Linked DNA regions of Homo sapiens: region 2 is linked to region 1. Evidence: read pairs that join two places in POLR2A ChIA-PET (ENCODE). Cell type or tissue: GM12878. All regions are shown on one strand. Each heading gives the region's core, and the rest is flanking DNA. Links, peaks and the distances in the headings are about the cores only.

The links. ChIA-PET counts read pairs that join two places held together with the same protein. Peaks named below come from ENCODE experiments on the same cell type or tissue, not always from the same donor. Only the 100,000 strongest peaks of a DNase experiment are listed, where the experiment ranks them.
Region 2: POLR2A ChIA-PET joins it to region 1 with 6 read pairs; 5 of 35 experiments call an interaction of 5 or more read pairs at or near these places.

Annotation. Positions count from the first base shown.
Region 1 is chr6:89,357,953-89,366,573 of GRCh38, forward strand. It overlaps RRAGD (Ras related GTP binding D), which reads right to left. Exons shown (of 7, transcript NM_021244.5): 7 at 6,664-8,621. Among named protein-coding and RNA genes, the nearest start is that of UBE2J1, 9.5 kb to the left of the region's middle. In GM12878, for the core only: no CTCF peak of the experiment used is centred there; no DNase peak of the experiment used is centred there; H3K4me3 peaks cover 900 bases; H3K27ac peaks cover 2,029 bases.
Region 2 is chr6:89,471,196-89,488,689 of GRCh38, forward strand. All of the region lies in intron 1 of ANKRD6 (ankyrin repeat domain 6), which reads left to right. It also overlaps the pseudogene RN7SL11P. Among named protein-coding and RNA genes, the nearest start is that of ANKRD6, 47 kb to the left of the region's middle. In GM12878, for the core only: no CTCF peak of the experiment used is centred there; no DNase peak of the experiment used is centred there.

The DNA.
Region 1 (8,621 bases), core at 1,958-4,457:
CCATGGGGCATTTCGACAATATTATTGTCTTCAGAACAATCAGTACTACACTGCTTCCCATTAAAACCCAAGTTACAATTATAGGCAAACTTTGAATGATAACCACATCGTCAACTTCTCAAAAGTAGTCCTGTACTTTTTTCAGCACTAACCAACCAGAAGGTATAGGTATGCCACAATTTGCCTTCTAGCATCTTGTGAGAAAATACTGGAGCCAGTTTAACTTCTTTGGGGAATTCAAGTTGGGTCTAGGTACAGATGCTGGCTGGGCGCGATGGCTCATACCTGTAATCCTAAAACTTTGGGAGGTGGAGGTGGAGGGGAGGATCGCTTGAGGCCAGAAATTCAAGACCAGCCTGGCTAACATGGTGAGACCCTGTCTCTATGCAAAAAAAGGGGGTGGGTACAGATGCTATTAAATAGTAATATATACCATATATGCAGAATGGAAAGCAAAATTTTTCCAAAAATATCATTCCTCAGAAAAGAGAGTCACCTTGTGTTTTTGTCTTTGTCCTTTTTGAACAAAATACTCTTCAGGAAGACAATATGTCGTGAAAGGGTCACAAGTAATGGCAATTTTCTGTCTTATAAAGGTCACCTAGCAAAATCAGGGGAAAAAAGGCAAAGACATATTGATTAATTATTCCTGAGGGTATGACTTTGGATAACAAGTATTGGAGATCATTAAGTAGGCTTTTAAATAATTATTGAACAGAGAAATACAAGAAGTACTTATTTATGGTGATTATGAATATGTAGGAAAAAAACCCTGATGTTTAACAAGTGGTTCTCGAGATGTAGTAAAATCTCCACTGACAGCATTCTACTCAATGTAAGGCATGCTCTACCTTAGATAACTAGGAGGGAACTGTTAGAGGACTCACAATGTTGTTTCAGTGATGATAGAGACCCAGTTGTAAACGATGCATGTGAAGTATTTGAATAAAATTGTTTGAGGAAAAACCAATTTTTCTAAATTAGTACCATTTGCATAATTTGTGCTATTAGATGTAAATGAGTATTTAAATACTGAATCAATAAATGGTTTAAATAGACTTAAAATTATTTACATTCACAAAAGTCTACATTTGAAATATAGGTTAAATAATATAAACTCTTAAAGCTGCATAATCAAGTTGGAAAAAATGCTAACACTTGGGGTGTTGATGTGTATGTAGGTATGGAGGATGCAAGAAAGCTCCCCTAGGTGATTGCAACCCTAATCCCCTACCATTTCCCCTCCCTATCCCTTTAAACAACTACAGAGAAAACAGTGTCTCACAAATTATAAGAATTGTTTAGGGTCCTTATTTAAAAATACAGATTTCTGTATTTCTCCCTGGAGATTCTGATTCAAGAAGACCGGGATGGGGCTGGGAATCTGCATCCTTAAGCACTCTAGATGATTCATAAAATCAGGTAACTTTGGAAAATATGGGCCTAGAGCATTAAATGAAACAGTACTATGTGTATTGGTGGCACCGTTTCTTGCACCTTATAAAGCTAAGTGAATTCCTTCCTCTCCTACGGAGATGGAAAGATACATAGGACTGTCTCCCGCAGTCACCCCCTTTACTGCACTGCTTCCCAGGGAAAAGAAACAAAAGCCTAATTACCAAGGCCACCTTATAAGCAGTCTGGGAGAAGGCCAGAATTAGTTCCAAGTTATTGGCTATCTAGGTGAGGAAAGTTGAGTACTATGGGGCTTAGCTCTCTGCAAAGCCAGAGGGGAGAAAACTGAGTAGCAGCCCTCTTAGGGACTTAGGCAATAATGAAAGCAGAAGGCAAACAAAAGCAGCTTGTAGGAATGGAATTCTCCACGTGGTGATGAGGGTTAGCATGGGACTGAGGTTTAAATTGCTCTATCATAGTTGGCCTTTCATGAGAGGGGGATTGGTTTCATGACTCTCAATTTTGGAAGAATAGAATAACCCTGCTGGCCCCAGGAGCTTATTAGGAAAGATTGAGGAAGCAAGATGGTCAAGGTCTCAGGCAGCTGGACACCAGTTAATGCCCCCACCCTCCTGAGTGTAGTCACTGGATCAGCTCCCTTTCAAAATAGCACAAAAGGGCAAACTCATGGATTCTTTTTTTTTTTTTTTTTTTTTTTGAGACGGAGTCTCGCTCTGTTGCCCAGGCTGGCGCCCAGTGGCGCGATCTCGGCTCACTGCAACCTCTGCTTCCCGGGTTCAAGCGAATCTCCTGCCTCAACCTCCTGAGTAGCTGGGATTATAGGTGCGTGCCACCACTCCTGGCTAATTTTTGTATTTTTAGTAGAGACGGGGTTTCACCATGTTGGTCAGGCTGGTCTTGAACTCCTGACTTTGTGATCCACCCGCCTCGGCCTCCCAAAGTGCTAGGATTACAGGCATGAACCACCACACCCAGCCAAACTCATGGATTCTTGATAACGGATAAGACCAATGTCATCTGAATTAACAAAGGACCCCTTAGGAGTCAGACATGAGCTCATGAGTCACTAAACTCCATGTAACGCTATCATATTATAGTCAAGGATAGAGTCTGTAATAAAAATGATCCTCTCAGGCCTACAACCCCATCAACCCTTCACCCGTAATACAACCCAGCATACAAAAATACCCAAGGATGGCAGTGAAAAGAAAAACCACTTTAGTAAACACTAGAAGGCCATGATCAAATGAAAGAAAAATTCAGGAACTTACTCAGAATTTCCCATTTGTTAAGATCTCTTAATTAACAGAGAAGGAAAAGATTTTAGGTTGGAAAGAAAATCCTTAGATATTTCTGATGTGGCCAATGGGTTCATTCTAACACTACTTTACAAACCACAGGTTGTGACTCATTAGTGGATTGTGAGATCTTTTTAAAAAAAGCAAATGAAAGAGAAAATACCAGAATGCATTGCATGTAGAGAGGATATAACTTGGTAAGTTTTTTTTAGTAACATTTGTATGAGTGTGTGATAGTTTGCAATGTGAACTGTATTTATTGTGGCTCACAATAACAAGTTTAAAATTGATTTCATAAAGGTGAACTACAGTTCTGTCCCAGGGCAATTTTATCTAGCGTTCAAACATGGCTTCAGGCATGAGTTCACATGGACGTTCTACTTTTTAAAGATGGTTTAGTTTTTCAAGATTGAATATGAGAACCACACTTCATCTCAGCTTTAACTGCTAAATCATTTATTGAAACCATAAATGTAATATTCTACAAAGAAAAGACTATTGACTTGTAAATATTTGTTGCACTGTTCTAACAATATTGTTTTGGATTTTTTTTTAAATCCTGGAATTAAGTTGTTTCTTGGAATAATATGATACTTCAAATTGGTATCTTAAAATCATGAACGAGACTACTAGAGCTTATATTTTCACTTTCCCAGGACTATTGCAAAATACTGATGATACAACTGAAATAAGATCACTGCCTGAACTTAACTGTAATTTATGATAAAAGTAGGTCTTTTGAGGACCTCTAGGACAAGTATGACACATTTTAAAATCACCCAGCCTTTCAAAATTCTGAATGATGTGAAAGAGTTTTGCATTTACCATCAGATTTTTCTCACATATTCTACTGTTCCTGATGACATGTTAAGAGAATATAAACATTCTTAGGCGACACTCTTATAAATAGTTCCCTGGTACGAACAGATTGAAAAGGGTAGAAAAGTAAAATAAACTTTTGTTTGTTTGTTTGTTGAGATGGAGTCTCGCACTGTCGCCTGGGCTGGAGTGCAATGGTGCGATATTGGCTCACTGCAACCTCTGCCTCCTGGGCTCACACGATTCTCCCGCCTCACCCTCCTGAGTAGCTGGGATTACAGGCGCACACCACCACACTGGGCTAATTTTGTGTATTTTTAGTAGAGACAGGGTTTCACTATGTTGGCCAGGATGGTCTTGAACTCCTGACCTCATGGTCCGCCCACCTCAGCCTCCCAAAGTGCTGGGATTACAGATGTGAGCCACCGCGCCCGGCCAAATAAACTTTTTATTAAATCCAATTCTGGAAGTGATATTGATGTCATACATGTATTAAGCTGGAAAAGTATGAATATTAAAATAACATTTAAAACTTCCTACTTTTAAGATAATTCACCTCTTAATTACAAGGAAAAGCACTACATGTCAATAAACATTTCGAATTTACAGCCTACTTCTTCTATTTAGTCTTACATTAAATTAATAGTAAATATAGCTATTGATCTATTGGTTGAACAACTCAATTTCTTGGATGCTAGTTATTATCCATGGTCTCTGCTGCGCACAGTGGTAAAGTCCTACACAACTGCAGTTCTAAAAACTGACATCTATAAGGACCTATCAAAAATTAGTTTATTTTTCATTATTTTTAGATATTAAAATCCTTTCATCTCCAGTATCTGCCTTTTAGCCATTTCTCTAGCACAGAGTCTGGAATATAATTGGAACCCTATAAATATCTGTTGGATAAAAGAACATTGTTAATTTCCCTCAGAAAGTCACACCATCATAGGAGATTTAGCAATCATTATTGACAAAAGAATCAAAACTCATGGCTCCTTTTATTTACCCCACACTCTTTTGGTCATGCTTGTCCTCAACACATTGAGGGAGAATAAACCAAGTCCGGAGATGCAGCAAGGCCAGGGAGCAGGGTCTTGTGAACTCTGCTAAGGAGTTTGGGCTGATATCTAGGAGTCATGGAGAGCTTCAGACCTGGAGGGTGTTAAGCAAGGAAGCTTAAGAAGGTCAGGAAGCAAGGAAGGTCAGAATTGTGGTGGTTGAGAGAGGCCACTCGGGGTCTGTATGAAGGATGGATGGATGGATGGATGGATGGATGGATGGATGGATGGATGGATGGATGGATGAATGGGGTAGAGAGACACTGGTTAAATAGCTACTGAAAGGTCCGATGCAGTTGCTCATGTCTATAATCCAAGCACTTTGGGAGCCCAAGATGGGAGGATCACTTGAGCCCAGGAGTTTGAGACCAGCCTGGGCAACATAGCGACATTCCATCTCTACAAAAAAACAAACAAAAATTAGCCAGGTGTGGTGGTGCACACCTGTAGTCCTAGCTACTTGGGAGGCTGAAGCAGGAGAATCACTTGGGCCTAGGAGTTTGAGGTTATGGTATGCTGGGATCATGCCACTGCACTCCAGCATGGGCAACATAATGAGACTGTCTCTCAAAAAAAAAAAAAAAATACTGAAATCCAAGTAAAAAGGAGATGGTGGTCTAAACCAAGATAATGGCAGAGGAGATGGAGAGAACAGATTCAATAGACCTTTGTAAGGCTGAGCTGAAAGAACCGAGTGACTGACTGCAGGTGAACAGGAGGGGAGGGAAGAGTCAAGAATGAGGCCCAAGTGTCTGGCAGAAGCACAGGGAGGAAAGTCACACCATCATAGGTGATTTAGCAAGAAGGAAGCCAATTTTAGACATATTAGATTTGAGGCTTTTCACCTATAGAAGATTCTAGCAAAAGCATGCTAGTTGCAATTTAAGATATAGATCTGAAGGTCAAAAAAGAATTAGGATGGAAATATACCTTTTTGGATTTTATTCCAGATCAGTATTTTATTTTTTTTACATATATTGAAATCTCAAGGTAAAAAGTTGAATACAGTTAAGACCAAAGGCTTATTCTTAGATTTCTGAGCTTGAAATATACTATTGCCTATTAGAAAACCAAATGGCTATAAAAGGTATTTATATTTTCTTTAGATATTTAGACACTTAATACCATCTTCAGCATTAGAGTTATTTAATGGGTTAGGAATAAAAATGCATGATCTTTGACTTTCTTCTCTGGGTGAAGTACATTTAGAAGACTGCTCCTATTGGTTCTATAAATATGCCAGGGGAGCTCATGTAAGAATAGGTACTTCTCAATATGCCAGCATTCATGCCCATGTAGTAATTAGTAGTTTAGGTGGATAAACTCCAATGTATCTGGTGGGCTCTGACACACTCTCCTGAATACCGCCCTCCTTTTGCATCCTCAAATGGCATGGCACACCCCATAGTCTTAGTCCACCAGACAAATCCTCTAAGTGCCCCTCTTCATATTTGTGAAAGGAAGGTATTTTTTTTAAAACATTTGGTGAAGCTGCTTATAGTTGTAGTTGGGAAAGTGGGCTTACTAGCTATATGATCTTGAGCAAGTTATTATTTCATCTTTTTGACCTTGGTTGCCTCATCTGAAAAATAGAAATGGTAACAGTACTTACCTCTTGGATTTATGAATTTTAGTTATGCAAAAGTACTTCAGAGCAGTGCCTGCGGCATATTGTGTGTACTCAATCAGTATCTGTTATTACTAAATACTTCTGTTGAAGACAAAATTTTCTTTCTCTTAAGCTCAACATCACTACTGATGGAAAATCTTGGAAATAATTATTTCAGATCAGGTTTTCCAACCAGGAACAGGATTTCATATTTGAGATATAACATCTAATGCTAGCCCCTCTCTGAGAACTCCTAGGGGATCTGAAAAAGGTCATTGTAGGATGGAATCTTACTAAGCAAAGTTAAGAATGATAAGGTAAACTGTTAGGAAAAGGATTTCCATATGACTAGGGGATTAGGGCCACAGCAGCAAGAGTTAATATCTGAAGTTTACTGAAGTAACAGTTCTACAGCCCTAACTGGCATGTACCCATCAAAAATGTGGAGATGTAAGAGAGTTTAAAAATAAAAGCATAAATTAAATTTAAGTAGTGAGATTTATCATCATTTCCATAAAATGAGAGCTGGTTAATCAGGACAAATAAATTTTACCAAATGGATGTAACAGGGCCAATGAAACAGTGACATACATGTATGGTAAGCAACCTCAGAAACAGGAAAGGCTGTACTTCCTTTTCACCAAAGAGACAATTCTGCTCCCAGAAAGCTTAGCTATGAATACACTTGAAATGAGAGCTTTACCAAAGCATGAACCTAGGACACATGCTTTTAAATTGGCAGTTAACATTCTTGAAAGCAATGGCTTAACAATGGTTATTAAGTGATGTACTGCTTAAAGTAAAACATGGACTATACCTGATTACAAATTACATCCAGTCTGTACAAGTTGAATACATACCATACTTTAATAACCAAGACAATTCAGCTGTTTTTCCAGAGTATATTTCAAACAGAGTTGGCATATAACCCGTATGTAACAATATTGCTGTGATTTTAGTCATATTTAAGGGTCCAAAATATGTTCACAAAAGAACAGTTTGTGAATGTCAACCAGTTTTTGCTTTATATTCCTTCAAAAACATTCCACCCTGGTCATTCACACTAATCTACATCACTGAAAATAACCAAAATAATTCACAGTCTCACCTCTATGTAAAAATTCTAATTGACTCAACAGGGAAAGGACTGCCCTGCTCCTTTTGAGGAAGGAAACCTGCAAGGCAAGTTCTCAATCCCTAAAACCAAGCAAAAATGTTCCAGTGCAGTTGCTGTAGCCATGTATTTAGGATTTGTATTTATAGAATTAAATTTGAGAATGAAACATGGCCATACACATCGCAATAAGCTGCCTCTCATATCAAAAATACAATGCAAAATGACTTGAAGACATTTCCAATAACACAGATTTGAAAAACTGAACGCTTAGACATAACTCCTGCATCTTTCTTTAATTAAGAAGTCATTGCCACACTTACAAAGTTAGAGGCAGTAATCTATATTAGCGTGTGATTAATCAAAGAGTACACTTACTACCATGAACTTGGGCCCTATGTCATAGAATTATTTTTGCCTTTCCCCCAAAGAATCATTTGCTCTTGAAGTAATAGGCTTTTTAAGGCACATTTTAACAAAAACCCATCATATACCCAGCTTAAACATGGAAGCTCCAACCTGGTTATAGTAATAAATATACCTAAGTAATGTGTGATTTACCAAATAGGCTAGTGTCTCTAGCTTGAGGATAAAGTCATATTAGAAAACTGATTCTTCATTTGCTTATTCAAAGTGAAACAACATGTAAAAAATATTAGAGAATTAGATTTATAACAATAACCCCTAAGTGTCAGGTCTGTTGGCAAAGGTCCAACAGGATATAGCTCTGGAAATCAGGGAGCCCTGGGCTCCTAACCATCCAGGTTTCGGAGTAGGAATCATGAGGAAAGGAGTTAGGGCACCTTAATTATTTTTAGAAATCTCCTTTCAAAATGCACAGAACCTTGGGAGGCTCAAACCTTAAACACCAACCAGATATCATCTTAAATTCAGTTACCAGCTTCAAAGAAACAGGACTTGGGGAGAGGAAGGAGAGAGGTTGGAAAGAAGCCACAGAGAGAAGTGGGAAAGTTTAGGCTGGGCACAGTAGCTCAGGCCTGTAATCTCAGCATTTGAGGAGGCCAAGGCAGGAGGATTGCTTGGGGCCAGGAGTTTGAGACCATCTTGGGCAACACAGTGAGATCCTGTCTCTACAAAAACAAAATTTAAGAATTAGCCGGGCGTGGTTGTGCACACCTGTAGTTCTAGCTACTAGGGAGGCTGAGGTGGAAGGATCCCTTGAGCCCAAGAGGTAACAGTGAGCTATGATTGTACCAATGTATTCCAGCACAAGCAACAGAATGAGGCCCCCCTCTAAAAAAAAAAAAAAAAAAAGTTTCAAGTATAAGTTGCTTTAGGGACTT
Region 2 (17,494 bases), core at 6,515-9,014, 120 kb after region 1:
CAAAAAATTAGCTGGGTGTGGTGGCAGGCGCCTGTAATCCCAGCTACTCGGGAGGCTGAGGCAGGAGAATCGCTTGAACTTGGGAGGTGGAGGTTGCCTGGATTGCACCACTGCACTCCAGCCTGGGTGATGGAGTGAGACTCTGTCTCAAAAACAACAACAACAAAAAAAAAAAAAAAAAAAAAGAGGAGATCTAGGCAGGAAGTTAATTGCTGGAGTTACTAGCACCTGGAAGGTCATTGAAGCCACGAGACTGGATGGGACCCCTAGAGAGTAAGTATATATAGACAGGAGGCCCAAGGACTGAGCCTGTGGATTACCTAATGTTACAGCTGGGGAGAGGAGGAAAAGCCAGCAAAAGAATGTGGGAAAGAGTGGCCGGAAAGTTAGGAAGGAAATAGGTATGTGTTTATCTGTGTGTTAGTGTGTATGTGTGGGTGTGTGTGTGTTTTACTGAAAGCTGAGCAAAGTTAAGGAGAAAGGATTCACATTTCAAATCCTGGATCAAGTTAGTCCAGGAGTGAGAACTGACATTTGAGCTTAGCAATGTGGAAAACACCAAGACCTTGATAAGAGCAATTGTAGTGGGGTGGCCGAAGGAAAGCCTGACTGGAGTGGCTTCAAGATAGAGAAGGAGGGAGGCCGAGGCAGGAGAATTGCTTGAACCCAGGAGGCAGAGTTTGCAGTGAGATGAGGTCACGCCATTGCACTCTAGCCTGGGCAACAAGAGCGAAACTCCATCTCAAAAAAAAAAAAAAAAAAAAAAAAAGAGAGAGAGAGAAGGAGGAGAGAAAGTGAAGTCATAAGTGTAGACCACTCCTTCTGAGGGAGAATCCACCCCACCTTCCTCCTAGCTTCTGGTGGTTGCTGGCAATCTTTGGCGTTCCCTAGCTTGCAGATGCAGCACTCCAATCCCTGCTTTCATCTTCTTAGGGTGGTCTCCCTATGTACATGTCTCTGTGTCCTAATTTCCCCATTCTATAAGACACAAGTCACATTGGATTAGGACTCACAGTAATGACCTCATCTTAATTTGATCATCTTCAAAGACCCTATTTGCAAATAAGTTCACATTCTGAGATAATAGGAGTTAGAACTTCAGCTTATCCTTTTGGGGGGCACCCAATTCAATCCATAACAGCAACCCGTTAAGCTCCCACATTGTTTCAAATAGTTTATTTGACTTTCTTGGATCTTTGGGATATGTAATATATACATTGGAAATCATTTTGTTGGTTTTCTACTTTGTAAAGTCTGTAACTTGAATTTTGCTCCCTTGTCTAATTTTGTTTTACTTTAACCTCCTTGAAAGATCTGACTACACTTATGATTTCTATTTCTTGACTCCTGGGTCTTTGCCACCCACTGAAACCACTGTGTTCTGTACCATTAACCACTAGCCTGAGTTATGGAACGCTTATAGAAGTTCTTGTTGGCAGAGCTCTAATCTAAACTGAATAAGCACCTTACCTTACCTGTAGGGAATTAGGCTTAAAAATTGAAAGACCACTCAGTCTCACTGGCCCACGTTGGAGTATCTGCCTTGGCCCTGTGAACTGGAGCTCATCCCATTCAGAGACGGTTCTGCCGGTGCCCTGGTTACCTTGGCTCATACGTGGCTAGGAAGAGCCCCAGAGGAACGGTGGTCACTGCCTGCTCCCCAGCCTCCCATCCACCCCCATGGTCACTGTCCGCATGGTCACTGTCCTTGCTCTGTGTTTTCATGGTGGACTACTTATACTTTTTATTTAATAGAGTTTCTTTAAATCGGAGATTATTAGATTTTTTTTCCCTAATCTCGCATCCCAAATTTCAAATTCAGGCATGCTATATAAGTTTTTCCTCCCTTGCCTATACCTTTTAATCTTACATAGCCATTGCTGTAGGTCTAGAGAATTTATTTAACAGCATATTGTTTCATTAAAAAAAATTTGGCCAGGAGCAGTGGCTCACACCTGTAATCCCAGCACTTTGGGAGGCTGAGGTGGATAGATCACCTGAGGTCAGGAGTTTGAGATCAGCCTGGTCAACATGGTGAGACCCTGTCTCTACTAAAAATACAAAAATTAGCCAGGCATGGCGGCGTATGCCCATAATCCCAGCTACTCGGGAGGCTGAGGCAGGAGAATCGCTTTAACCTGGCGGTGGAGTGAGCCAAGATCGCACCATTGCACTCCAGCCTGGGCGATAGAGTGAGACTCTGTCTAAAAAAAAAAAAAAAGAAAGAAAGAAAAAGTAATTTTTACTCTAAAGGTGTTACTTCTTGTTTACTTTTCCTTTTAAATCTCATCTTTATTCTCATCCTTTAAAGATTATCTAAGTCTCACCAGAAAATTTCTGCATACCAAAAATATAGTGTTTACTAATCAAGTATAACAACATTATACTTTTGTAAAGTAATGTCTTATGTTACCAATTTGGATGATTTTTCTAAACATTGTTTTCAGGCACTGTTAGTCCAGTTAATGGTGAGAGTTTAGGCTTAAAAACTGTCAACTTGTAGCTAGGTGTGGTGGCTCACGCCTGTAATTCTAGCACTTTGGGTGGCCGAGGTGGGTGGATCACTTGAGGTCAGGAGTTCGAGACCAGCCTGGTCAACATGGTGAAACCTCATCTCTACTTAAAAAAAAAAAAATTAGCAGGATGTGGTGGCACATGCCTGTAATCCCAGCTACTTGGGAGGCTGGGGCAGGAGACTCGCTTGAACCCAGGAAGCAGAGGTGAGAAGTGAGCCAAGATCGTGCCACTGCACTCAAGCCTGGACAACAGAGTGAGACCCTGTCTCAAAACAAAACAAAACAAAAATTTTCAATTTGTAATGGCATAGATGAAAGAGAAACAGGTGGCAGTGTTTATGTGTCAAACTTCTCCAAATAGACGACTGTCTCACCTTTTGAAACCCTGTCTCAAAAAAACAAAACAAAACAAAACAAAACAAAACACCTGAAAACTTACTGGGTCTTGTTCAGTGACACCCTCCCAGGATAGCCTGTGCCTAGAGTGTGAACACACTGCCTATAGATTCTTCCAGAAAACCTCACAGTGAAGGGTGTTGATGGACAAGAGAGCTGTGTGTGATGCTACACAGCTCACCCAACTTCTTTTATCTTTTTTCCCACATCTCTGTAGCTGTCATTAGCTTGAGGTAGAGAAAAAATGTTCAGAATGTACAGTGATCCCTAAACAAATTATTAACAGAGGTCATAAAGGCATTTCAATCTGAGGATATCTAACATGAATAACTTTTAGACTCACTCTGTCACCCAGGCTGGAGTGCAGTGGCGGGATCTCGGCTCACTGCAAGCTCCACCTCCTGGGTTCATGCCATTCTCCTGCCTCAGCCTCCTGAGTAGCTGGGACTACAGGCGCCTGCCACCACGCCTGGCTAATTTTTTGTAGTTTTAGTAGAGACGGGGTTTCACTGTGTTAGCCAGGATGGTTTCGATCTCCTGACCTTGTGATCCACCTGCCTCAGCCTCCCAAAGTGCTGGGATTACAGGTGTGAGCCACCGCTCCCAGCCTTTCTCATCTTTTTAAATCTGAAAACTGCCCACTACAGTGTTGCACTGGATGTAGTCCAGTGTGCACATCCACCCACAGTGAAAGTGAAACCAACCATGAGTTGAATGAAGTATTATGGGAGTGTTTGTGGGAAGCCTGACAAACCTAAAGTTTGCCTCTCATTTTCTAGTGTAGTAGTGGATTCTTGGTACGGTTATAAGCTGTTCTAGACAGTGCGAAATCTAGTGTTGATTTCACTTTGATTTGAAATTATTTGTGTTTTTACTTTGGCTCCTTTACAGCCAGAGTAAAACTTAACTTATATTCTTGTATTCCAAGTTTAACTTATTTTCCAAGTTTAGCTTAACCTATATTCTTGACCTGATCAGAATTTTTGGACTTTGGGTCAACCATAAAGAGGCTCAATATATAATGAGAAATTTGTCTCACTTTAAGTTGTCAGAAAGCAGCACCCAAAACGCTCTATGTAAAACATGAATAGATGCATGAAAATACAACTTATTTAAGAAACAAACCCAAGGAGCCCAAACCTAAAATCTGGACCTTTCTTACTTAAGCAAAAATATCAGAGTCATGCACGTATGACTCTTATTCCATGACTGTCTTCAAATTGACTCATCACATCCCTGTTTTCAAATTAAATAGTTGCCATATTCTAAATTCTGTTTATGAAGTTAGGAGGTAAACAGAAAACAATCTAAAACCTGCTTATTTCAATTGATTCTGTTTGTTAGCATATCTGTACTGGCATGAATATGATTGGAACATGCAGAGTTGTAGCACACCCTTATTTCTGGTTGATTGCCAAAAATAAAGACATCAAAGAAAATAGAAAAACTGGGCAACAAATCATAACTGCATAGGTTTTTAAATTTAGTAGTTATTCTAGATCTCTCTCCATAGCTTTTCTGAATGAAACTGTCCCTCTCACAGCCCCCAGCCTCCCACTGTCCTAGATAGATGAGGTGATTGTTCTCACCACCTTTGGATTTGTACATGTGTGGCATTGTTTTCATAGGACAGATTCCCAGATGTGGAAATGCTCAAAGAGAGTGAACATTTAACAAATACTGCCAGATTGTCCTCCAGAAAGGTTGTACCCATGTGCACATCCACCCACAGTGAAAGTGAAACCAACCATGAGTTGAATGAAGTATTATGGGAGTGTTTGTGGGAAGCCTGACAAACCTCAAGTTTGCCTGCCATTTTCTAGTACAGTAGTGGATTCTTGGTATGGCTATAAGCTGTTTTAGACAGTGTGAAACAATTTACAGGTATCTTTAGCAAAGAACATTTTCATAGGTACTTTTACATGAAAAGTGTTATAATATTAAAGAATCTTTTAAAATAATGCATAATGCCACTCTTGATACATTTTCATCTTTTGTAGATTATCATCTACATGTGAATATATTTTACCAGTTATAATTAATATGTGTATGTTTTTGTGTTTTTGTTTTTTTGTTTTGTTTTGTTTTGTTTTTTTAAGACGGATTCTTGCTTTGTTGTCCAGACTAGAGTGAAGTGGCTTGATCCTGGCTCACTGCAACCTCCGCCTCCTGGGTTCAAGCAATTCTCCTGTCTCAGCCTCCCGAGTAGCTGGGATTATAGGCGTGCACCACCATGGCCAGCTAATTTTTGTATTTTTTTTAGTAGAGACAGGATTTCGCCATGTTGGCCAGGCTGGTCTCGAACTCTTGACCTCAGGTGATCCGCCCACTTTGACCTCCCAAAGTGCTGGCACCCAGCCAATATGTGTGTATTTTTATCTTTGACTTTTTCCACAAAACTGTCTTATAAGCTGTTTCCTGTTTCTCCATATCTTTCATCATGGCTATTTAAAAGCTGCATGTTGTATTTTGTTATTATACCATACTTTGTTAATTCAGTTCTTAATATTGAATATTTAATATAAAACTAGATACTTAAACTGCATGTTCTTAAGTGATAAGGTTGATTGGTTTGATGTGGTTATAAAAGTAATACAGTGCTTATAGAAAAATTTGGAAGACACAAAAAAATAGGATGACACATACAAATTGTCCTGTAACTCCTGTTAATAAATTCTGTGAGCATTAGGATGTATTTCCTTCCTGTCTTTTCTTAATATTTTATTTTCTTGTTTTATAGTCTGCAACCATGCTATTTGTGAACAACATTCATTTTTACATGTTTTAAACTCTTTTCAAATATCATTTTTCCTTTTTTAAAAAATATGAAAGGTTTTTGTTTTGTTTTGTTTTTTGAGACGGAGTCTCGTTCTGTCGCCCAGGCTGGAGTGCAGTGGCACAATCTTGGCCCCCTGCAAGCTCCGCCTCACGGGTTCACGCCATTCTCCTGCCTCAGCCTCCCAAGTAGCTGGGACTACAGGCACCCCCTACCACGCCCGGCTAATTTTTTGCATTTTTAGTAGAGACGGGGTTTCACCGTATTAGCCAGGATGGTCTCGATCTCCTGACCTCGTGATCCACCCACCTCGGCCTCCCAAAGTGCTGGGATTACAGGCGTGAGCCACCGTGCCCAGCCGGTGAAAGGTTTTTTTTCTTCTGGTGAAAGTAATTTGAAATTGTTACTGTAAATTGAGAAATAATCCCAGTCATCTATAATTCCATCACCTAGAGGCAAACATCATGAATAATTTGGTTTATTACCTTCACATATTTTTCTCTTAAAAAAAAATTTGAGATCATACACCATCATTGTTTCTTAATTAGGGGGTGGTCATGGACCTTTTTAAAAATCTGAAAAAATCCAAATTAAGAATTCTTTTTTGGCTGGGCACGGTGGCTCATACCTGTAATCCCAGCAGTTTGGGAGGCCGAGGCGGGCGGATCATGAGGTCAGGAGTTTGAGACCATCCTGGCTAACATGGCGAAACCTCATCTGTACTAAAAATACAAAAAATTAGCCAGGCGTGGTGGCGGGTGCCTGTAGTCCCAGCTACTCGGGAGGCTGAGGCAGGAGAATGGCATGAACCCGGGGGGTGGAGCTTGCAGTGAGCCGAGATTGTGCCACTGCACTCCACCCTGGGCGACAGAGCGAGACTCCGTCTCAAAAAAAAAAAAAAAAAAGAATTCTTTTTCAACCAAGTGGCCAGTTGAAAAAAATTTTTTTAATTAAAAAAAAGAAAAAATAGAAGTCTTACCATATACATACATTGATACCCACCCTTTCCCCCTATTAAACGTGATAAAGTAGGCATTTCTGTATAATTATGAACTCATAAATATGCACATTTTCTGATTATTGTGCATTGAATTATCTCTGTCCTCAAATTCATATGTTGAAGTCCTAATCCCCAGCACCTCAGATTGTGACCTTATTTAGAGATGGGATCTCTACAGAGCTAATCAAGCTAAAATGAGGTCAGTAGAGTGGACCTTGATCCAATATGATTGGTGTCTTTATAAAAGGAGGAAATTCGCTAGGCACGGTGGTTCATGCCTGTAGTCCCAACTACTCAGGAGGCTGAGGTGTGAGGATGGCTTGAACCCAGGGGTTCTGGGCAGTAGTGTGCTATGCCAATTGGGTGTCCAAACCAGCATCAATATGATAACCTCTCAGGAGTGGGGGACCACCAGGTTGCCTAAGGAGGGATGAAGTGACCCAGGTCAGAAATGGAGCAGGTCAAAACTCCCTTGCTGATCAGTAGTGGGATAGCACCTATGAATAGCCACTGCACTCTAGTCTGGGCAACATAGTGAGACCCTGTCTCTAAAAAAAAAATTTAATTGGCCGGGCACGGTGGCTCACGCCTGTAATCCCAGCACTTTGGGAGGCTGAGGCGGGCGGATCACCTGAGGTCAGGAGTTCAAGACCAGTCTGGCCAACATGATGAAACCCCATCTCTACTAAAAATACAAAAAATTAGCCAGGCGTGGTGGTGTGCACCTGTAATCCCAGCCGGGGTGAGGAGGCGGGGAGGGGGCGGGGTGGTGCTGAGACAGGAGAATTGCTTGAACCTGGGAGGCGGAGATTGGGATGAGCTGAGATTGCACCACTGCACTCCAGCCTGGGCGACAGAGTGAGACTCTGTCTCAAAAAAAAAAAAAAAGAGGAAAAATACTTAATTAAAAAAAAAATTTTTTTAAAAGAAATGAGACATACATAGAAGGAATATGAGGTGAAGAGACATAGAGAAGATGGCCATTTACAAGCTAAGAAGAGGGGCCTGAAAAGATGTTTCCCTCACAGCCCTCGGAAGTAGCCTACCCTGCTGACACCTTTATTTCAGATTTCTAGCATCCAGAACTGTGAGACAGTAAGTCTCTGTTGTTTAAGCCACCCAGTTTACATAATGCAGACATTTGGATGAATATTTACTTTGTGCTAGGCATTGCACTAGGTTTAGGAATACTAAGTCAAAGAAGTCAAGTTCTCTGTCTCGAAGGTACCTAGATTGGCATGTGCATAAAGAACCCTGGGGTTGTGCAATTTTGGGCGATAAACAGGGCATCATGGGAGGCTAGGTTAGGCAAGGGTCAGGGAAGATTTCCCGGGGATGTATCACTTGAGCTGAATTTTGAAGAACCACTGGGAGCTTACTTAACTATTTTTCTGTTATTGGACACTAGGATGTTTCCGGTTATTCATTTTTACAAATGAGAACTTCCCTGTGTTTTTGGATTATTTCTTTAGGATAGATTCTCAGCAACGTACCACTACTGAGACAAGAATATGAAACCAGAAACATCATTTGAAGGCAGCATAATATTCTACCAGATGGAGCTTTCCTGGCTCATTGAATCATCTTCTTTTATTGGATAGCAGTCCCCCTAATGTTCTGTTTCCAGTGTTTTGTTATTATAAATAGTGCTGTAGCATACATTTTTTGCATAAAGCCTTTTTCCATAATTAGAATTATTTCTTTTTTTATTTTTTATTTTTATTTATTTATTTATTTATTTATTTATTATTATTATACTTTAAGTTTTAGGGTACTTGTGCACAATGTGCAGGTTAGTTACATATGTATACATGTGCCATGCTGGTGTGCTGCACCCATTAACTCATCATTTAACATTAGGTATATCTCCTAATGCTATCCCTCCCGCCTCCCCTAGAATTGTTTCTTTAGTGATTGAATCATAGAAATAGAATTACAGTATGAAAAAGGTTTACTTACTTTTCAAAAATACTGACATTCTCAGTAATAATCAAGTGAAATTTATTAACAAATTAATTTGATTTATTATAGTCTTTATATTGTTTGGGGTGTGTTAAAACAGTTTAATACTTCCTGCTTTTAAAGACTGAAACTTTCCTAGAAAGTAAAGTTTGGTTTGTATCACGTGTGATGAAGAACCCCTTTTCTTTAAGTTCCTCCTCCACCTAAAAGAAACTTGCTTTATAAAGGGCACAATACTGTCACAAACTTGCCCACACAATTTCTGTGCTGGTTTCTCACCAGCTGGTGTGTATATTGCATCGGCCTCTGTTCATACTCTCCTAGATTGTTGTCTGTCTGAAAGGTAACTATCCCAGAAGATCAGCCTTCCAAGTGAGCTATTTCTGTTCTATTTTGTGTGTCTTTCAAAATGACTCCTGCATTCTCCACCAGACTCAAAATCCCATTTATGTTGGCAGCATATCTACTGTAATAGAGTAACAGAGAACTGCAGTTATGGTGACACATGGGAATAGGGGCGCATGAAGGAGCCAGGTCAGGAATGACAGGGTGCTCTGTCCCAGTGAGGGGAGGGTTTGCCAGCAAGGATTGTATTGTTCCCTTCATCTCAAAAGTGAGTATGAGTACATTTTAGTCACTTAACAAAGTAATAAACATCAAGGGCTACTTATATATTTTGTATATTTTTTATATATTTTATATATTTTTTGTATATTTTGTATATATAGTTTTGTATATTTTTAAAAAAGATATCCTCCTCACTAATTACTTTTTAAAAATTTTACTTTTAAAAATCAGAAAAAAAAAATGCAAAGTTGGCTAGAAATAGTGGCTCATGCCTTGGCACTTTGGGAGGCCAAGGCAGGAGGATCACTTGAGGCCAGGAGTTTGAGACCAGTCTGGGCAACATAGTGAGACCACATCTCTACATTTTTTTTTTGTTTTTTTTTGCTGGGCATGGTGGTGCATGCCTGTAGTTTCAGCTACTTGAGAGGCTGAGGTGGGACGATCACTTGAGCCCAGGAGGTTGAGGCTACAGTGAGCCATCATTGTGCCACAGCACTTCAGCCTGGGTGACAGAGTAAGACCCTGTCTCAAAAAAAAAAAAAATAGAAGAAGAAGAAGAAGCAAAGTTATATGTATTTTAAATATTATAGGAGCACACAATGTAGAAAGTGTAAGTATCCCATAATCCTACCCCACAAAGATAACCCACCATGGTCTGCAGTTTAGGACATATTTCTCTAAATTTTTTCCTTGCATTTAAAAAATACAGTGATGCTCAACTTCGTTAACAAAAAATGAAATACAAAGTAAACAAAAATGAGCATCCCCCACTTTAGCTCTTAAAGATAAAACAAAAACGTAAAAACAGTAGTTATATCCATGTTGGTGGCCACATAGCAAAATGGGTACTCTCATACAATGTTGGTAGGAATATAAATTGGTTCAAATTGAACATCTCAAACCTGAAAATCTGAAATGCTCCAAAATCCAGAAATTTTTGAGTGCCAACATGACGCTCAAAGGAAATGCTTATTGGAGAATTGTAGATTTTGGATTTTGGGATTTGATATGTTCAAAGTATAATACAAATATTCCCCAACCCCCCAAAATTCAAAATCGGAAACACTTCTGATTCTAAGCATTTCAAATTAAAGGATACTCAACCGTATAATCTATTTAGAGGGCAATTTGTCAGTAATGATCAAAATTTTATGTGTAACACATGTCATGTGCATTTCCTCTGTTGACTTTAGAAAAAGAGGAATGTTGATAGCTGTTTTATAATAATGTTATTAGCAATAGTGATCGTGGTAGTGGCAGGAATACTGCTGGTTGTGCTGCTTGCAGTAGTGGTACTGGTGGTACGGCTGGCAGTGCTGGTGGTACTGCTGCTGCTGCTGGTGGTGGTACTGCTGCTGGTGGTGGTACTATTGGCAGTGCTGATACTGTACCACTGATAGCACTGGTACTGGTGGTACTGGTGGTGCTGGTGATTTGAGCATTCACTGCCTTCTACTATGTGATGAAGCTTAACAAAGTCACATCCAAGTCTGCTTTGTACCCAGAACAGTGCCAGAGGGCAGTGTGGGTCAAAGCACCTCTTTTGATTCTCTCATAACATAGACAGAAAGATGAGCTTTCCAGGAGGAAAGATTTTTACCATTGCCCCTCATAAGGTGGAAATAGCTGGTGTCCATCCAAGCCCCTGCTCACACACTCAGAAGGCACTTCCTAGGAACTCCTTCCCCGCCTTTGCTTCTAAGTCCCAGACCAGCAGTGAGATTCTGCCCTTTGAAATATTTATAACATTCAATTCACTATAAAACACTTTGTAAATGTAAGTGCTGTAAGTGGCCCAAATTATATCAGCAGCTTTTTGAGAAATGGGAAAAGGAAAAGGAATTTAAGGGAATGGGATCCAGTGAGCCAACCTTGCTATTTTCAAACCAAAATAAATGGCCGTAGATCTGCATTTTATAATTTCAGAAATGACTAATGCTTGGACTATTTTTGAGCATTATAAGAGTGGCTTCATCCCAGTATAAATCATTCTTTCTACATTACACAGATTATGTTGCTTTTTAAATCAATTTTTTTATTTCATAGTCATTTTGTTTCCAGGTCTAAAAATCCTGAAATTCCTTTCTTAAGGGGGTCCCTTTGTATCAGCCACTAAGGAAGTCATTGAAACCTAACTGGCTTCTCCCAGCACCCACTACGTAGGCTACCCTCTCCCCAGTCCTGCAGGAAAGGCCCCTTGCCCACAAATGCACAGGGGCCGGAATTTTTCATTGTTGGAAATTCTCCCCACCTTGTGTAGATACTGTCTCCATCTAATCATCACTCCTTTGTTCTGCTGTTTGGAACCCCCAGAATAAATCTACTCTTTGTATCCTTCATGTATTGAGGATGGTCATACCCCTACTCCCACCCTCAAATGATTTCTTCCTCATTGGACAGGATTCCTGGAAGTTACCCTCCTGGTTACCTACTCCACTAGGTAGAATAGTACACAGACTGTCTATTCTCCCGAGTCCCCACCAACTTGTTCATAATAATGTATTTCTGATAATGAATCCTAAAATTGAGTTTGTTAACTTGTTTTTGGCACCCACATCACACCATTGTCTCATATTGATCTATAAACAAACCAAAACTCCAGACCAGTTGCTTTTTGAGCCTAAGTGCAAGATGTAACATGCTTCTCTGAAATGTTGTCTTTTTTCCTTTGGGCTCATTCTTTCCAGACCCAGACATCTTTTGGAATTCTGATTCTGTCCAGTGGGTCTTATCTAAAGCATTCCTCTCTCCCAGCACAGTGTCCTTGGATGACTTGAAAAGCCCGCCTGGTAGATTGCTGATGTATTTACTTAGGCCCAGGGCTCTGAAGAGGGTGACAAATCTCTCATAACGAGTTTGCCAAATGCATGCTGGCAGCCCACGGATTCAAGGCTCCTTAGAGAAGGCAGAAGAACAAAACCTAGGGCCTGGCTGTCAGAGGGTGCCACAGCTGCTGGGGTGGAGAATCTGCTGGGGTGGAGGATTGGAAGAGTTTTGGTTTGGCCATTGACATGTAAATGTCAGAGAGGCCTGAGGCTGTTCCCCAGTGGACCCTCCCGCCTTCCCACACAAAGCCCTGGCTCTGTGAGGGCCATGGCTTTGCCTTTGTGAGGCCTGGGCCATCCCAGCTGCAGAGGGAAGTCCCCGTAAGTATTCACTCTTGTAAAACTGTTCCATTTTGCACTGTGGTTGTCGACAGCAAGCTTCTCCCAGCTGCATGGAGTGGGAGTGTTCTCTTTGGAATGCGCTCTTTTCTGGATATAGACATAGGTCCTTTAAAGGTTTTTGAAATGAAAATGAATACTACTAGGTGATTATTAATTTGAATTATGTAAGGAGAGAAACAGAGAGATATATTTGTGCACGTGTATGTGCATTTACAAGAACAAGATTAGCTACAAGGTTCAAAGGACTTTTTGAATTTTACCTGATATTTCTGAAGGATAATTTTATTTTTGGCATTGTGTTTTCTGTAGTCCTCCTCTCTCTCTCTGTCTCTCTCTCTCTCTCTAACCTATTTTGAGACAGAGTCTCGTGCTGTTGCCCAGGCTGGAGTGCAGTGGTGCAATCTTGGCTCACTGCAACCTCTGTCAAGCGCTTCTCGTGCCTCAGTGTCCTGAGTATCTGGGATTACAGGTGTGCCCACCACCATGCCCTGCTAATTTTTGTATTTTTAGTAGAGATGAGGTTTTACCATGTTGGCCAGGCTGGTCTCAAACTCCTGACCTCAGGTGATCCGCCTGCCTCAGCCTCCCAAGGTGCTGGAGTTACAGATGTGAGCCACCGCGGCCGGCCAAGAATGAATATTTTGAAGTGTTTTTTCTTTTTTCCTCTGAAACTTCAGTGTCCTATATTCAATATGTGAATTGTGAAATACGTGATGCGCTTACCACAGGGTAGAGGATATATGTCTTTGTCATGCTGTGGGCTTATTTTTTTTATAAGTCCTTTACTAACTGGCCAGCGATTATTTAAAATATAAATTGAGATTTCATATTCAGAATGAGGAGTACTGGATTGAGTAAGAGGAAAATCTTGATCTTAAAAAATCTTGAAGTAAAAGGTTTTGTTTGGTAAAGTTTTCCCACATAGGACTCACTTCCTTAACTGCTTACAGAGATGGTGCTTTTAAAGAAAACATTTTCTTAATAAAATACAAATGTTTTCAGATCTCTCTGTCTTTGGTACAGATGCCTTTTGCAATATGAGTTCAGTACACAGTGTGCATCCTTAAGCCTTGAATATTCAGATACATTTTTGCTCTTTTAAAAGTAATTACAGTAATAGAATTATGTTTACATTCCAGAATACCCATAATGAGATTGGAAAAAAAAGTTCAAGCAGTCAGTCTTCTATCCAGAAGCCATAAATTCTGTTATTGAGTGTGAAATCTATTCTTAATTTTTAAATGTCTTTTGCTCTAATGAACTTAATTAGTGGAGTTTGGTACAGTGGAAAGAATACTAAACAAAGTGTTTTGAGACGTGGGCTCTATCTCTAGCTACCTAGGTGGCCTTAGGTGAATGTCTTCTGGACCTCAGTGATGGACTGTATCAATGGTTCTCAACTCAGGGGCCCTTGGAAATGTTGAGTGGGAACATGTCAGGTTGCCACACTGTATGGGGGCACTAATGGTTTGGGAACCCTGGATGTTAGGCATCTTGAAATGCCCCAGACTGTCTCACCCAGCCCAATGAAGAATTGGCCCACTCCAAATATCAATGACACCCCTACGAGTAACACTGGACTAGATGATTACTTAGGTTTTTCCTGCTTTGTTACTGTCAAGTTCATAAGTGGAGTATTGGCAAGCATCTAAAATAATGTGATGCCAATACGCTCAGTGTCTGTCTCTCACATTTAGCATTGAACGCTATGTTTTCTGGGGTGAAGTCATACCCAGTAATGCTGGGTCAGGACATGCGGCTGTGGCAACTCAGATTCAGAGCTTTGTTGCTGGGAGAAATCTCTACTGTAAGCACAGAAAATACTGATATGGCTCAAAAGCAGGTGCAGAGCTGGACCTGGGTTTTTTGGTTGGCTTTGGATTATCCTTATATTCTTTCCTCAAAGGGAAGCAGTGGGTTTGTGGCCACATGCTTGCCCCAAGGCCCTGGGCTTTTCTGCTGTAAACAAAGGGCAGCTGCCTCTTCACACTTCTCTGCTGCTTGGTGCTGTCCCATCTGTTGGGAAAGGGGGTCTCTGGAGCCTCCAGTGCTGCCCTGCAAACCCAAATCCGGCTGCCTGTTGTCAGGAACCATCTAGACAACTCTGACGAGGCAGAAGGGGATTTGGTCTGGAAAAAAGATTCCTGGGGTGTCTAAATTTTTTGGTAGGTTGGCATGATTAAATTACTCCTTATTTGATAGTGAAGTGCTGTTAAATGAAAGTCACACAGGAAAGCTTCTCTCTGGATTGTCTTTTTGTAGAAAGCAAAGGTGAGTTATTACTAATCCTCACCAGAAATTTGCTGTGATGTTTGTGCATATATACAACTCTTAATAACTACAGTGTTCTATTACCTGAAGCATGCGTTTTAATTAATGTGTTATTTTCCCTATAAAAATAATTTATTTAAAGAAAATTCAACTAAGAAAAATATCAGTAATAACTACATTTTGATACATATCTTGCCAGTCTTTAAAACATTTTTAAAAAATGGGGTCATAATGTATGATGTTTTACAACTTTCTTTGTTCACTTTGTAATATCTCATGTATTGTTTCTGAGACATATAGTCATGTGTCACATAACAACTTTGTAGCCAGTGACAGACCATCTATAGGAAGGTGGTCCCAAAAGATTATGATGGAGCTTGTGTAGAAACCTGATGTGTGGCACTTGAGATTGGCATTGCAGATCAAGTAGCAGAAATGATTGATATTCAGTAATGGTGCTGGGACATTTGATTATATACATATATGAAAAAATTATATAAATAAAAATATATATACCATCTAGGTTTATGTAAGTACACTCTATGATGTTCTCACATGACAAAATCACCTAACAGTACATTTCTCAGAATGTATCCATGTTTGTAACATGATTGTATTACACAATTTTACATGACTTCTGTCTTAGTTCAGGCTGCTATAACAAAATACCATAGACGGGTGGCTTAAGCAATCAGAAATTTATTTCTGACAGTTCTGAGAGCTGGGACATTTGAGATCAGGGTGTCAGCATGGATTAGTTCTTTTAAAAATTTTTTAAATATATTTTTAATTTTTAATTTTTTTGTAGAGATGGAGTCTCACCATCTTGCCTAGGCTGGTCTCAAACTCCCGGGCTCAAGCGATCTCTTTCCTTGCCCTCCCAAAGTGCTAGAGGTGCGAGCCACCCTGGTTCAGTTCTGTCAATGGCCCTCTTCCTGGTTTCCTTGCCATGTCCTCACATTTGTAGAGCAGAGAGAAAGGAAGCAAGCTCTCTTGTTATCTCTTCTCATAAGGGCACTAATCCCATTGTGAAGGCTTCACCCTCATAACCTAATTACCTCCCCAAAGTCCCATCTCCAAATCACATCACACTGGGGATTAGGGTTTAAACATATGAATTTGGGGTTGGGGGGTGGACACAAACATTCAGTCCATAGCAGCTACTGGTAATTCACTGAAAGGATGGTGCCGAAGAGTACAGGTCCTAGAGTTGGACCCTGTGGGTTCATACCTTAGCCCTGACACTTATTAACTGGGCAAATTATTGAATGGCTTTGTGCATTATTTACTCATCTGTATAATGGGGAGAATGTTAATACCAACCACATTGGTGTGTTCTGAGAATTAAATGAGATAATAGATGTTGGGTGCTCAGAATAGAGCCTTACATAAAATAAGCATTTAGTATCTATTAAATATCGTCTTATCAGCACCAGCATCACCATGATTATATGACCATACATCCCACTAACAAATCCCCTGGCATTAGATTCTTGCAATTAAATTCTTTCTGACATGCAGAGTATTACTTTAGGATCATTTTTAAAATGTGGAATTTCTGAGCCAAAGAACAAACAGCAGTTTAAAGCTTTGGATACATATTGCTAGATTTCTTTCCAGGAAGCTTGTCTCAGTATTCACTCCTACCAACTTTTCTCAGCATTAAAAAATTCAGCTTGTCTTCCTTCTAACATTCTGTGTGCTGTGGGACCTCCCCATTCCAATAATTTGGAATATAAATTCATTTCATATTGTTCTGGGGCAAGCATTATTATGAAAATGAATTAGCCACAAAACAAATCACATAAAGCATTTCGCCATCAAATGAAAAGAATAAGGTGGCTCACCTACGCTTGGTTTTTCACCTGTGCTTCACCTTCTCTCATTGATCAAGGAATGTTTATGTGTGAGAGGATGTGAATGTGTAGTCCTCAGACTCTCTTCCCTGCAACCTAGTTTAATGTCTAGACATACTGGAAGAAAAAAAATGATCTTTGGTAACATGATGGGAAAAGTGCATGAAATTAGCTACATAAATTGTGAAATAGCAAGTCAGTCTTTTTATTCTGTGATGTGTAAAAATCACTTATTTCATTGTATTTACTTTTACTTTTCCACAAAGAAATTGCTGCAAGTTGGTATGTACAGAGGTAAGATCCACAGTGTAACCTTTGTTACTTGATACTAAGTCCTGGCCCAGGATGCTTGTTCAGCTTGCCTGTGCTACCAAGTGCCTGGTGGTGACTCAATTCTCCCACCTGTCGTCTCTTTTTGGATGACTGAGAGCCCTCTCTACAGCATGTTGTGACCTAGCCAGCCTGGCCTTCACCTGTATCCAGTGCAGTATTGCCAGAGGAAGCCTGCTTTCATTTTGTTCTCAGCAGTCCACCCACCTGCATTTGATTATAAACACAAATTCAAACGTGAGCATTTAATACACATGACATAATGAAGCTGGGTGTAGTGGCACATGCCTGCAGTCCCAGCTACCTAGGAGGCTGAGGCAGGAGGATTGCTTGAGCCCCAGAGTTTGAGGCTGCAGTGGGCTGTGATTGTACCACTGCACTCCAGACTGAGGGACAGAGTGAGACCCTGTCTCTAATAAATAAAAACAAACCACATGACAGTGCAATTATGAGGGAGGCATCCAGCTGATCTCAAATATGTTCAGTTTGTTAGATTCTCATTAAGAACATAGAATGTAAAAATTCTCATTCAGGATTCTCAGATTTCTGAAAATACATTTTAGGCCCCCAGAGCTATGCTTAGTAAAGGCTGATTTGGTTTTTAGACACTGTCCAAGGTACTTTGGATAATTATTGGCATTCCAAAAAGAAAT